2 separate regions of the Homo sapiens genome follow, and region 1 is linked to region 2. Evidence: chromatin contacts called from ENCODE Hi-C or POLR2A ChIA-PET data. All regions are on one chromosome and are shown on one strand. The core of a region is the stretch at or near the end of the contact, and the rest is flanking DNA. Distances in the headings are between cores, read along the strand shown. Region 1 has its middle 110 kb from the start of MYCNUT. Region 2 has its middle 49 kb from the start of DDX1.

What was found. Hi-C counts contacts between places; a loop is a spot of excess contacts on that map. ChIA-PET counts read pairs that join two places held with the same protein, here RNA polymerase II (POLR2A). Pooled maps may share reads with other maps.
Region 1: a loop to region 2 is called in a map of dorsolateral prefrontal cortex, with 2.7 times the contacts of the local background. The contact joins two enhancer-like sites. A Hi-C loop is called at or near these places in 5 of 168 maps with a recorded cell type or tissue (Caco-2, dorsolateral prefrontal cortex, heart right ventricle and 1 more) and 7 of 50 pooled maps. POLR2A ChIA-PET finds 5 or more read pairs at or near these places in 2 of 52 experiments (H1 and K562).

What each region holds. Positions count from the first base shown.
Region 1 is chr2:15,808,127-15,814,699 of GRCh38, reverse strand. No RefSeq gene overlaps it. Among named protein-coding and RNA genes, the nearest start is that of MYCNUT, 110 kb to the left of the region's middle. RefSeq lists enhancers at 3,262-3,989, 4,718-5,445. Within about 2 kb of position 3,902, at least 2 of the 41 ENCODE cell types and tissues checked have a DNase peak (open chromatin) inside an H3K27ac peak, as active enhancers do.
Region 2 is chr2:15,637,318-15,643,625 of GRCh38, reverse strand. No RefSeq gene overlaps it. Among named protein-coding and RNA genes, the nearest start is that of DDX1, 49 kb to the right of the region's middle. Within about 2 kb of position 4,750, at least 2 of the 41 ENCODE cell types and tissues checked have a DNase peak (open chromatin) inside an H3K27ac peak, as active enhancers do.

The sequences.
Region 1 (6,573 bases), core at 2,653-5,152, 170 kb before region 2:
AGATAACAGTTCCCTTGGAAAACTGCATGTCTCACTCAGCAATGTTTACGTCTGCCCCACGCCACCGCACAGGATGAATCCACACCCCCCCCCCCACCCGGTTTGATGTTGAGCTGCCAAGGCTTTCTGTCTGGGGTGCTCAGAGAGCTGCTCCTCCAAGACAGTCCGACTATACCCAGGACTGGGGCAGGGAATGAAAGGCCGGCTGCAGAGGAGATGGCTCACTTCAGGAGAAGCAGCGGGCAGATCTCCAGGTTCTGGAGATGGGGAGCTGAACTCTGAGCTGCCATGCACTTGCTGAGTGATCTCTGGCCTCAGTTTCCTCCTCTATGAAATGAGTCAAGTTCAATACCCACTTCTTGAAATTATACATGTGAAATGCTTAGCACATGGTCAGTGCTTACAGAAATGGCCTATTATTATTCTGTGCAGATACCTTCCCTTCCCAGGAAGAGCTCCCAGGCATTGGAAAAGCAGAGCATTAAGTGCTCTGTAGGAGAACCTGGAAATAGAAGCGGCACCACACAAAGGAGAGGTGACTGCTTCTCTCTGGAAGGGAGGGAGTTCGCTGAGATGGCTCCACTCAGATGGGACTTTGAGGATAGACTAGAGGAAGTGGGAGGACATTCCAGGCAGAAGGACTGGTTTGTACAAAGGCTCAGAGGGAGGAAACCGCAGGGCCAGTATGGAGACCTGCTGTGAGGTCAGCAGAGCTGGTGCATGAGGAGCAAAGGGTGGGGTGAGGCTCATTCCTTGAGACAAGAGAGGAAGGCTGGGTCTTGCCCTGCATGGTACCCAAAGGTGATGTCCACAGGAGTGCTTCACCTGCTCTGCAGAGCAGGGCCTGGCCTCTGCAAGGGAGTCCTCCTGGGAGCCCCAGAGCCTGGGAGCTGGCAAGAGCACTGAGCTGTGGCGAAAGCCCACCCCCATCCCCACCCCCACTGCCCCTCATGGTCTGAGGAGTCGGCCTGGCTTTACAGTTGCCCAAGAAACAAGTCTAGTTGCCCAGGTTAGAGGTCTGGCTCTATGGCAAAGCAAACAGAAGTTGCAAAACACCCAAGTGCTTGGAATGCTGGTTGCAGGGCCCCGGGGGAGCACTTGGGAACCAGTGGTTGCAAATGTAGATGGGGATGCTGGAGACAAAGATGGGGAAGGCCTTGAGTGTGGCCCCAAAGGGAATTGGCGACAAATTCAGACAGAAAACTATGAACCAGGTCTCCTAGGTTCTGGGACAGTGCTTTTTCAGTTGCAGTTTGCTACCTCTCAGCCAGCGCCATTGTGCTGCCCAGCTCCAGGGCGCCATGCTTCCAATAGACCATGTGAAGAGCAGACCTGGAGTTGTGCAGGGCACAGCTTGCATGGCCATACACAGCAGCCCCACACCCGGCATCCAGCTGTCCAGATGGTTAGAGCTTGACCCTTCTCCAGGGAGTGATTCTGACATTGTGTGGACACAGAACCTGATGCCAACAGCCATCCACAGGAGCTCAGAACTCATTTAGTCCAGGGTCAGTAACTATGGTGCATATATGAAGCCTTTGCTCCACCCTAACCAGTCCATGGCTGGGTAATCAATGCAAATGTTCCTGCTGATCCAGGAACCCACCAATTCTTCTCAAAACAGTGTCCAGCATGGCCATTGCTAATTCCTCATTTGAAATGTATTCATATTTATTCAGTGCCAGGCTCTACTCTCAGTGCCACTTGGAGTTGTCCTCAACGCAGTACGTAAGTTCTGATCTGTCAGCTCAGTGTCCACATGAGAAGTCTGCTGGTTAGTGGATCCCCATCTGCAGACTCCAATTCTCTTTTCCATCCAACATGATGCCTTTCAACCTCCCTATTCTTTCAACACTGCAGCTAAACTGTAGGCAGCAGAGAAATCTCAACCCTAAGAGAGACTTTGCTTTTCTCAAGTTTCTTGTCATTTGCACCTCAAAGGCCACAAAAACTAGCCAAATCCTCCCTGCCAGTCCAGATTCCCTTATCATTTACAAACAAATTTGCATGTGGTGGCTCAGCCAGCAGTCGCAGAGCCTAAATCTGAGCCAGGTCCTTGTCCACAGCCTGTTGTCTCTGGCCACGCCCTACTGCCTTTCCAGGCTGACTGAGAAACTGCAGCCCTGTGCTCATCACGCTGCCATTCATCTCGGATTTGTCAACGTGGATTTCAATTTTAAGCTTTTTCCTTCAAAATATCCTGCTTGCATTTGGCATTGGCTTCTGCAACTGTGCAGTTTGAGAACAATATGAAAATCAGCATTTCATCAAGCTGTAACGCTTGTTAAATGAGATCTTGAAGTCCCTAGAATTATTCTTCCAGAATCGAGTGGAACAAAAGATGCCTGAATTTTAAACATTCAGTTTGAAAAAAAAAAAAAAGAACTGAAATGTGTACACGTCCTTGAATTTCTAAAAACTAAGCCCAAGCAGGGACAGTTGGGGGATTTTCCATCCTGTGAGATTTTCGTAGTGGAATTAACCTCATTACAAGAGCGCAGTGAGTGTGGGGCGGGGAGGAAAGGGGGGTGAAGGTGGGGCTCCTGGTGTGTGGCTCTGGACAGACATCTCTCCTTCTCTGGGTCCACATTTTCCATCAGTCCTATGAGGGATGGACCAGGTGCCCTCTCTGTTTCCTCCCACCTGTGACTGTCGGTGCATGTGGCCTCCAATTCATCACAATTTGCACTTGAGACAAAGTGATCTGTCTATCCCGAGTGCACCCTCTCTGCATTCATCACAGCTTCTCCTCCTTCCAGAAATTCAGTCTCATGTTCATCTGCAGGGATACCCCAGGAGTAGCTTGATAATCATCAAGAGCATTCAGCCCAAACCACAACTACCCATCCCAGGCCTATGGAGGGAGACCTCCATGCCCCAAGGGAGGCTGGAAGCCTTAAAACCTCTCTAGGCTGGGTGTGGTGGCTTACAACTATAATCCCAGATACTCAGGAGGCTGAGGAGGGAGGATCACTTGAGCCCGGGAGGTTGATGCTGCAGTGAGCTATGATGGCGCCACTGCACTCCAGCCTGGACAACAGCAAGACCGTGCCTCTAAGAAAAAAAAAAAGAAACAACTACCTCTCCAGCCCACTGCCCCACAGGAATGCGAGGCATCTCCTGGCCTGCCTCCTTCCAGCGGAGGAGGGCCTGCAGGAGGCACAGGCAGCCCATCCAGCCCCTCCAGAGAATCCACGCCTGAGATCAGGGACCTGCTTCCTGGGTGGATCTCAGCCAACTAAGTCAAGGGCGGCTGGACAGTCCATGACTCTACCATATAGACCTAAAAGAAATGTGACTCCGGAGAAGTCATTTCCCAGGAAAATGCATTGAAACTTCCCCTTCCCCCCCACCAGGCTCCTCCTCCGAGGGCATATGGGAGAAAGGAGTGAGGAAAGAAGGGAAGGCCACAGACCTGTCCAGTACCCTAGTGGGAGGTGTCCTGAGACCTTGAATAACCTCCTGTCTTCCCAGGTACCCTCCACCATTATTTGGCAGAATCTGATGATGTGTTCATACCCTAAGCCTTCTCCAGCTCTTTGGAAAACAATTCACGGTTTGATCTCTTCTGCAGACATTTTTTCCCTGGCCTCCTGCTCTGTTCCAGATGTAGGGCCCTGAACTGAAGGCAAAGGCCTTGAGAACAGTGGCCCATGCCCCGGGGAGCTCTCTGTTCCCCCCTCACACCCTCCATCAAGGGCAGAGTCCCAGCCAAGCTTCGGGGCCAGTACATTCTTATCTTGGAAACTTGTAATGTGCTCTCAGGCTCAAAGACTAGCTGGGGTGGGTGGTGGGGGTGCTGGACCCACAGCAGCTATAGACTGACAGGGAAACAATGCCCGACACCGGGCCCTTCCCACATGCCCTGCTGAGGACCGACCTGAGTTTCTGAGGCGCCTCTGCCGGGCCCTGTGTGGAGGGAGGAGGCAGAGAATGGGTGACGGGACCCTGGACAAGCCAAAGCGGTGAGTGGGGCTCACACTGGAACAGGCAGAATTGGTCACTGGGGGGAGTGAGGGGATGGGGAGAGACTGGAATCATATTATTAAAAAGGGATTTCCAGAAGCTTTGCCAAGCATGAAGAATGCAGACTCCCTTCAGACACGGAAGGCAAGATTCTATTGCTTGTAAATTATTGTGGATGCTGGACTGGTGTTTGTGGAGCAGAGACCGGGTCTCAAGGCAGCTTAGCCTTGGTTATATTCAGTCCTAGGCTCTAGGTATAACTAGACGCATCTTATTCTCCCCAACCCGTCACCTGCCACGATGAGCCTCTTAGGGGCAGACTTCGCGTCTTGCTCTGTCTCTGATGCGTCCTCGCCACCGAGGCCCCACGCATGTGTTTTGAGGGAGCATAGGCTGAGAGAAGAGGCCAAGGGAGGGGCTGCAGCCAGGCAGGCTCTGCGAGCTCTTCTCCCGATCATTTCCGTCTTCTCACTGGCCCATAGGTGTCTAACCCCCTAGCACATGCTAGAGCTCTGTCTTAAGAGATGACTTGGAAAGACAGATGGGGAGGGAGGAGATGGGGAACCCAGTAGGCACTGATATGACTGTCCCAAACTCCTCAACACTGGCCCTCGGTGGGGCTGAGCCACGAGGAGCAAGAGGGCAAGAGGGCAAGAGGAAAGAGGAGGGCAGGAGGCAGGAGGTGAAGGAGAGAGGAAGACCGGGGAAGAGGAGAGGGAATGTCACACGCAGAGAGGAGGAAGAGGAGAGGCGGAGGGATGAGGAAGGCCCAGGAGAGGCAGAATGAGGCAGAAGGCACGGCCCAGGGCCCCGCTCCTTATTTCATTGGCCAAATACGCAAGAGCTTTCAACACGGCTGCTACTTGAGGCAGCATTTCCTCCAACTCTCTTTCTTGTTTTGAGGCAGAGACCAGGCTGTCTCCCCACCCACCTCATCAGCATTCCAGGTGATCTGTAAGAGGAGGCCGCTGGGAGGACCCTGGGTGGGACAGGACTCCCAGGTGACTCCCACCGCCTCCTGCGGGGTACCCACTAGCTTCCCTCTCTCTGGTTAGGAGACAGCTGGAGCCGCGTTCTGAGGAGGGCTGGAGGCCCACTTCTCCAACAAAGCAGCGATTTCCCCTAGCACCATCTAGCCTCCTCCCCAAAGTCCTCGGGGAAGGGCAATTTGTGGAAACGGAGCTGCTGGGTAATAGATTTCTCTGTCAACATGATGACTGAAAGAAAGGGCGAAGTAATTAGCAGTAATGCACTTCAATTACGGCTCCGCCTCCCATCCCCCACCCAACCCCAGCTCCCTTCCCCATTTAATTTTCATCTAAAACAAAACAGTTGCCACAGACCCAAAGCTAAAAACAGAAATCCCTTTCAGCTCCCGGCAAATTAGCAGGAATGTCTTATTATGGAAGCGGTGGGCGAACTTATTCCAGAGCAATACAGGAAGCAGGACTCCCGGCCGGTATCCCTTGCCTTGCAACCCCACTCTCAATGCTCCCAGCAATTAACCTTGTCCCTCCAGGCCCCAGATCACCCTCCCCTCACAGGCCTGGCTCAGCCTCTTTCAAAGCCCTTGCCTGAGGAATTCTGTCAAAAATCAGTAGCACCTTAGAGGAGGCCCGAGGTCAGGGGACTTCCTTGCTACACAGGAAGGCGTGTTCTATCAGAAAAGGGAAATGTTCTCAGACCCTCAGATCTTGGGCGACTAAAAATAAACTAATAGGCCTTAAATTAACTTTTTCTTTCTTTTCCCCGACCTCCTAGCCCCTACTTTCCACCAAGACTTTTCAACTTGAAGGAAAAGCATTTATTATCTGAGAGTGACACACAGGAAATTAGACTTATAAATTGTGCTTAAAATGTTATAGTTTCCAACTTTCTTTAATGCTAATCTTAATGCTAATAGGTTGTGAGATATGTGTTTTGACTTGAGAGATTCTTTTTTTCTTTTCTAATTAATTCTCGGCTACACCACATGAAACATTTGTGGTGGAGGAGTTCCAGGAGTTTGCACGCAGTTGGAGAGAGGGACTCCTGTCGGAGCTCAAAACGGCCATTTTCCTATAGAAGCTTCCAGAAAAATCCTTCTTGGCTAGTGTAAATTTAGTCCATCCGGAAAGCCAAAGCACTCGCTCGCCATTGGAAAATGCAAAATAAAGGATTTGTGTTATCCTGGCGTTCCGATCCCCAGGTTACCTCTACAGCCTGATATTCCACAGTTCTCTAAGGGTCCTTTCTGTTCAGTTAGAAAACCGCCTGCCCGATGTTTCCCAAGCGCACCAGGCTCGCCCACCACATCAGCGCCGCTCCCCCTGCTGGAATCCCATCGCGGCTTCTTGGCTTCCACGTGGGTTCTTACAACCGCGGTCGTGCTGAGCTTGTGCTGCACTGGCTCCCCGCTGTGCTTCAGCATAGCTGTTAGTGAGGAGGGTTCATACTTGCGGTCGGAAACACTCTCCCAAGGGCAGGACTGATACGTCTGGTCCGACAGCCACCCCTAGTCCTGCCATGGGAAGGCGGCCTCGTGGCTGGAGGGAGTGGAAAGGCTTCTAGGCCTCATTAGGTTCGCACTGTTCACCATGGCTGGAGAGGACGGTGACGTGTGGGAGG
Region 2 (6,308 bases), core at 3,501-6,000:
GCGGGAGACACAGATACAGGGAAGGAGACATTTTACAACTGGTTAAAATACATGTACCAGTTCATCACTTTCTATGGGAAAAAATATTATTTTATTCATTTTATGATATGAAAATTAGAGATTGTTCATGTTAAAGTAGAATTCAAGCTTGTATTTCTTTATTTTTAATTCCAGCTCCACCCCCCATCATCATACTGCCTTAACAGCAGCGGGGAGGGCTGTGGGTGATCAGGGATTCCTCCCTGTCTTCCTGCCACAGAGCCTGAGTAGATCAAAAGGCCAAGAGCATGAGGAGACTTTGCTCCTTCAGAATCGCTCCTTGGCCCCCTGAAATGAATGACCAGCTTTAACAGACTTTTCCCCCCCAGCTCACATTCCCCATGGTTGGTGAGGCAGAAAATTCACAAGAACAAAGCTCTTGCCCTAGAAAGATCTTCTTTTCAATTTAGGGTCAATTCCACTTTGGGGACTTCCAGAAGAGTCACCTTTAAATTAAGAAAAGAGAAAAAGAAGCTGTTGCATATAAGCCAGGGAAAACCACACACGAATGTGAACAGCACCCGCGTTCCACCCAGCAGCACGGATTTTTTGTGGGAAACTTATACAGAGCCCCGTAAGCCTCCAAGGAGGTGAGAGTCGGGAGGCGGGGGACGGGCAGAAAGACGTTGGAGTCCAAGAAACTGGATTCATTTTTCTACCGGCTGTGAGTAGGGCAACTTCTAAGGGCCTCATCTTGTCCTTCTGGAAAATGGGCAAGCAGCCTGCACCCTGCTGTCCTCACGCAGCCATTGTGAGGCCAAGAAGAGATGGCATTTGGTGAAGGGTCTCTGTCCTCCCCTGCCCCCCAGGACAGCTGGCCATGTCACTCCAGCCTGAACATGTGGTGGCATCCTGCTCTAGAATCTACCTGGGCTCACCTTCTCCCAGCCTTTCAGGACATATTGACATGCACTTGGGTTAATGAAAGTCAACATTCTTTACATTTCACCCCTTGTGAAATATCAGGAAGCTAGGCTCCATGTGGTCTGGCTCAGCTGGGAAACCATCGCTGAACCCTTGTTCTATCGGTCTGCGGACACGATTCAGTGTCTTGAGCTCTGTGGGATCAGCTGTCCCTCTGAGCTGAGCCAGCCCTCCCGTGAGTGGTGTTCAGCCTCCGGGGCCCGGGACCGGGAACAAGGGCAGACCAGCCTGCAGTCTGCATCCAGCGGCCAGGTCAAGGTGATCGAGTTTCTCTCTCCAGTCACAAATTCCATCACCCCTGGCTCCAGGGTAATACACTCAATCTCAGGGCTTGAGCTATAACACGGTTCATTTCTGGGCCAAATCTCTGAAGCTGAAGGGTTTATTTTTAAGGACAAGCAGTTTGCTGTTTTCAGCTTTTCTCATCAGAAATAGTGCAATTCAGCTTGATCTGCATTGGAAGCATAATTTATCATCTCACACAGATGGTTGCTAAGGGTGGGGAGGAGGTTTACTTTTCATTTTACTTCAGCAAATATTTCCTGAGCCCCTACGTGTGCCAGGCACAGAGCAAAGCACTGGGGATGCACACATGAGTAAGACAAGCTCCTGATCCTTGACACACTCCTAGTCCAGGTGAGAGACAAAGCTACAACCCCAGATTTGACATTAGACAGTCCTGCTTTGGAATCTTGGCTCTGCCATTTGCTATTGGAGTCACCTTGGGAAAATTACCTCACCTCTTTCTAGCTAAAGGTTTGTCAGCTTTGTTGATCTTCTCAACATACCAACCTTTGGTTCTGTTGATTTTCTCAACTGTTTTTCTATTCTCTATTGCATTAATGTTTGCTCTAATCTTTATTATTTCCTTCCTTCTGCTTGCTTTGGGTTTAGTTTGTTCTTTTTTCTTTCCCCCAGTGCTTTAAGGCGGAAGGTTAGGTTATTGATTTGGGATCTTTCTTCCTTTGTAATATAGTCATGCATAGCTATACATTTCCCTCTAAGCACTGCTTTACCTACTCCCATAAGATTTCCTATGTTGTGTTTCCCTTTTCATTTATCTCAAAGTATTTCCTAATTTCCCTTGTGATTTCTTCTTTGACTTATTGGTTGTTTAGTAGTATGCTGTTGGTTTTCACATATTTGTAAATTTCCCAAAGTCCTTTCTGTTATTGACTTCTACACATAGGGTCTATCCTGGAGAATGTTCCATGTACACTTGGGAAGGATGTGTATTCTGCTGCTCGTGGGTGGTATGTTCTACAGATGTCTTTTAGGTCTAGTGAGTCCACAGTGTTGGTCACGTCTTCTGTTTTCTTATTGATCTTCCGTTTGGTTGTTCTATCCATTATTGAAAGCAGTGTATTGAAGTCTCCAAGTATTATTGTTCAATTGTTACCTCACCTCTTTGAATCTGTTTCCTTCAAGTAAAATAAATATTCCTGACTTGCAGAGGAGATGGAGTGCAAAGCCCTGAGGCACAGCCTGCCTGCCACCTGTGGATGTTGCTGCTGTGTCTCAGAAAGAATTGACAGAGTGTAGGACAGCAGTGGTGAGGAGATTTCCTTCTAAAGTAACCAGTTGTCCTGGGTTAAGCTAGTACTGCTTCAGCCTGAAAAACACAAACCCTGTTTAAAGAGAAAGACAAGGCTTAGAACCTGTCTACTTCTGTGGCCTAATTTTCAGGATGTGCAGATCTCCTGCCCAAAAAATACAAATTAACTAGCTGACAAATCGTAACTTCTCACCCTAATTATGCTAGCTGGTGTCTAAAATTCCTTCACAAAAGTTTCTCGTGATAATTTACCTGTCCATCCATCTAAACTTCCCTCCAACTCAACAAACATTTACCAAATCACCTTTTCTCAGCCAGATCTGCCTCAGGTACTGAGGATACTGAAACCAGACCTGTCCTAAACACCCTACTCTATCCAGAAAGAGACACTGAGGGAAATTTTATTATGTATTTGTTATTTATTATTTAAGCAGTCAAATAAAATATCGGAACATAAACGCTCTAATAAAAGAAGGAACAAAAGGTTTTGAGGATACAGAAGGGGGAAGTGACCTGCCTCATAAGAGCAAGAAGGGGGTAAAGATGGCTTCCCCAAAAAATGTTAACTGAAAAGAAGCTGCCAACAGTGGCTTGAGTTCCACAACCCTCTCTGCCCCTACCGATCTCCTCAGGTGGGAGGGGGCCCCGGGGAGGAAAAGGAGGAAAACAAGAGGATGTTACACAAAGTGAGTCATCCAGCCTCAAATAACCAAGAGCTGCAAAGGCAGAAAGTTCTTGACTTGGAAGTTTGCCAACTCCAATGCTGCAAAAATAACCGTGATGAATTCACATGTTTCTGTGCAAGTGTCGGTCCACCATAACACTGAATACTCAGCCATAGCAAACTGGAGCTTTGGGCCCATATGCTCAAAATCAGGCTCAGGCTTTGGTCAAGGTTTTCTTGAAGAAGCCAAAACCTGTATTTTCCCATTGAAAACCATCCTGGTCTTCTATCCTGTCCTGGATAGGACCATGGAATAATGATTCCTGCTCAGGGTTAAAAGTCATTAGGTGTTTTTCTGTTTTGGGTCTCAGTATCCACAGAGGAACTTTCATTTCTTCCAGGTTAAGTTGATAGACCCTCCCATTTTATGAAAAGCTAATCATAATATTTGTTGTACACCCACTGTGCACACTGTAGGGAGAGAAAAAGGACATCCAGAAACCCTTCACCGAAGCAGAATTTAACCCACCTGGAAACAGAGAGTGGGAAAAAAAGTCATACAGCAGTTTTTAAAAATTAAGAGCTGCAGGCTGGACACAGTGGCTCACACCTGTAATCCCAACACTTTGAGAGGCCAAGGCAGGAGAATCGCTTGAGCTCCCAGGAGTTTGAGACCAGCCTAGACAACATAGAGAGACCCTGTCTCTACCAAAAATTTTAAAAGTTAGTCTGGGTGTGGTGGCGTGCACCTGTAGTCCTAGCTACTTGGGAGGCTGAGGTGGGAGGGTCACTTGAGCCCAGGAAGTCCAGGCTGCAATAAGCCACGATCGCACCACTGCACTCCGGTCTGAGCAACAGAGTGAGACGCCATCTCAAAAAAAAAAGAAAAAGAAAAAGAAAAACGAAAAAATTTAAAAGCTGCATCATAAAGTATAAGGACGAGACAAAGGGTGATGTACTAGAGGCCTTCCTGGAGAGAGAGCAACAGAGCAGAAATACAGGCTCTGGGGCCTGAAAAACTCAACCTAGGGCCAGGCGTGGTGGTCCACACCTGTAATCCCAATACTTTGGGAAGCTGAGGAGGATGGATCGCCTGAGGTCAGGAGTTCGAGACCAGCCTGGCCAACACAGTGAAACCCCATCTCCACTAAAAATACAAAAAAGTTAGCTGGGCATGGTGGCACATGACTGTAATCCCAGCTACTCGGGAGGCTGAGGCAGGAGAATAGCTTGAACCCGGGAAGCGGAGGTTGCAGTGAGCCAAGATCATGCCATTGCACTTTAGCCTGGGCAACAAGAGCAAAACTCTGTCTCAAAAACAAACAAACAAACAGACAACAAAAAAAACCTCAACCTGGGGTACTTAGACTTCACTATTCTGGGCCTTGGATTCCTTATCTGCAAAAAATGATAGCATTGGCTCTTACATGAGGCAAAATACAAAATAGCTGGCTCATGGCTGGTATTCAAAAGCATGATGTTCTCATGCCCCCACAAGAGAGGTGGCAGTGACTCAGGTCCCTAAGGATGGGTGGAATTTTGACAGGCAAGAGAAGGCAGGACTTTGAGCAGCCTTCTTTGAGGCAGGTCTTTAAGCAGCAGGACTGAGCAGGGAGTAGTGGACAAGTGCCTGGATTCTAATTCTGGCTCCACTGCTTCCTAGTCACATGATCTTCAGCAAATCACTAATTTCTTGGTGCATCAGTTTCCTTATCTATGAAAATGGGAACACCAGTAAAATTTGTCTTCTGGGGTTGGTGTGAGGATTGAGTTAGGATGGGTAAACACTTAGAACAGTACCTGATATAGTGAAGGGTCATAAATTTTATCCATTGTTATATATGGAGGGGAATAAGGAGTCCAGATTTGATATGATTTGAGGAGTATGGGAAATAGGACTAGGAAGGTTGGGACTAGATTTTAGAGGGCCCTAAGTGCCCAAATTAGTCTGGACTTAAACACAATCAAGGCCCATCACAGGCTCTTGAATGGGGGTTGACATGGATTAATAACAACTCTTAAATGGTAAAGGCCAAATGGGCTCCTGTCATAGGTATAAATTATACCAGAAGAGGCTGCTCTTGAACAGTGACTAAGCCTTCTCCTGCTCCCACCCAAGAAGCTATTCTTTGGAGAAAAGCAGAAGGCAGAAGGACAGATCAGGTCTGGCTGTTTTTCCACTTAGTATCTCTTAATCCAAAATCCCAAATCTCCCTGTTTGGCTAGCAGGGACATTGTGGAAGACTATCACTTGGGGTGTCCAATCATCACTTATGGTTTTCAAATAAGTAGCCATGAGCTACTATTTGAAGTCATGAGGTTCATTATTTGGTCTGTCTAAGCCCACACATCCTGCCCTCACCCCCACCCAAACCCAACCCCAAGCAGGCAAAGTCAGTTGAAGACCATTCCACAAATCTCCAACATGCTCTTGAAGGGCAACGCCGTAATGCCTAGGATCCACTGTGTAAGTGGCAGAAAGACTAGCAGGCAGCAGTGACTTGTTGACATGATACTTCACCTGATTTCATTCAATCTGGGCTTTCAGAGACAGGCAGAATCAAAGGAAATGACTGAGAAAAAGCATTCCGAGTTCTGGAGATGTTAATGAGCATAGCAATTAGCATAAAGGCAATTTTGACATGTGTGGAAGTTCTTTGTACATAGAAGTCCCCAGTGCTGAGCCCAGGAGCAAGCTGGTGTGGTGGATGTGCAAGTGCTTTGTGACAGGAGAACACACTGGAGCACAAACTGCACGGGGCCAACTCACAGAAAAATAAAACCCTCATGCTCATTTCTTGGCCTTCAGGATCCAGAAAAAAAGACCACAGCCTCTGTCAAATGTAATGGGAAATAATTCCTTTGAATCTGTGATTTGCTCAGATGAAAAAAAAAGGGAGTCGGGTAATCCTTAAGTGACCCCAAGTGGTAAAAATACACCAGCACAGTGTTCTTTGTGGGTATTCCTGTGACACTGGCGCCACCTGGTGCACTCAACTGGGAAATAATGAATCACAACCCCATGAAGGCTGGCGTTGAGGGGCCCCATGCATTTGCGTTATTTTGTAAGTAAGTATTCTCTTGGTGCTGGGTTAACAACAGTGGGAAAATGAATAATAATTTATG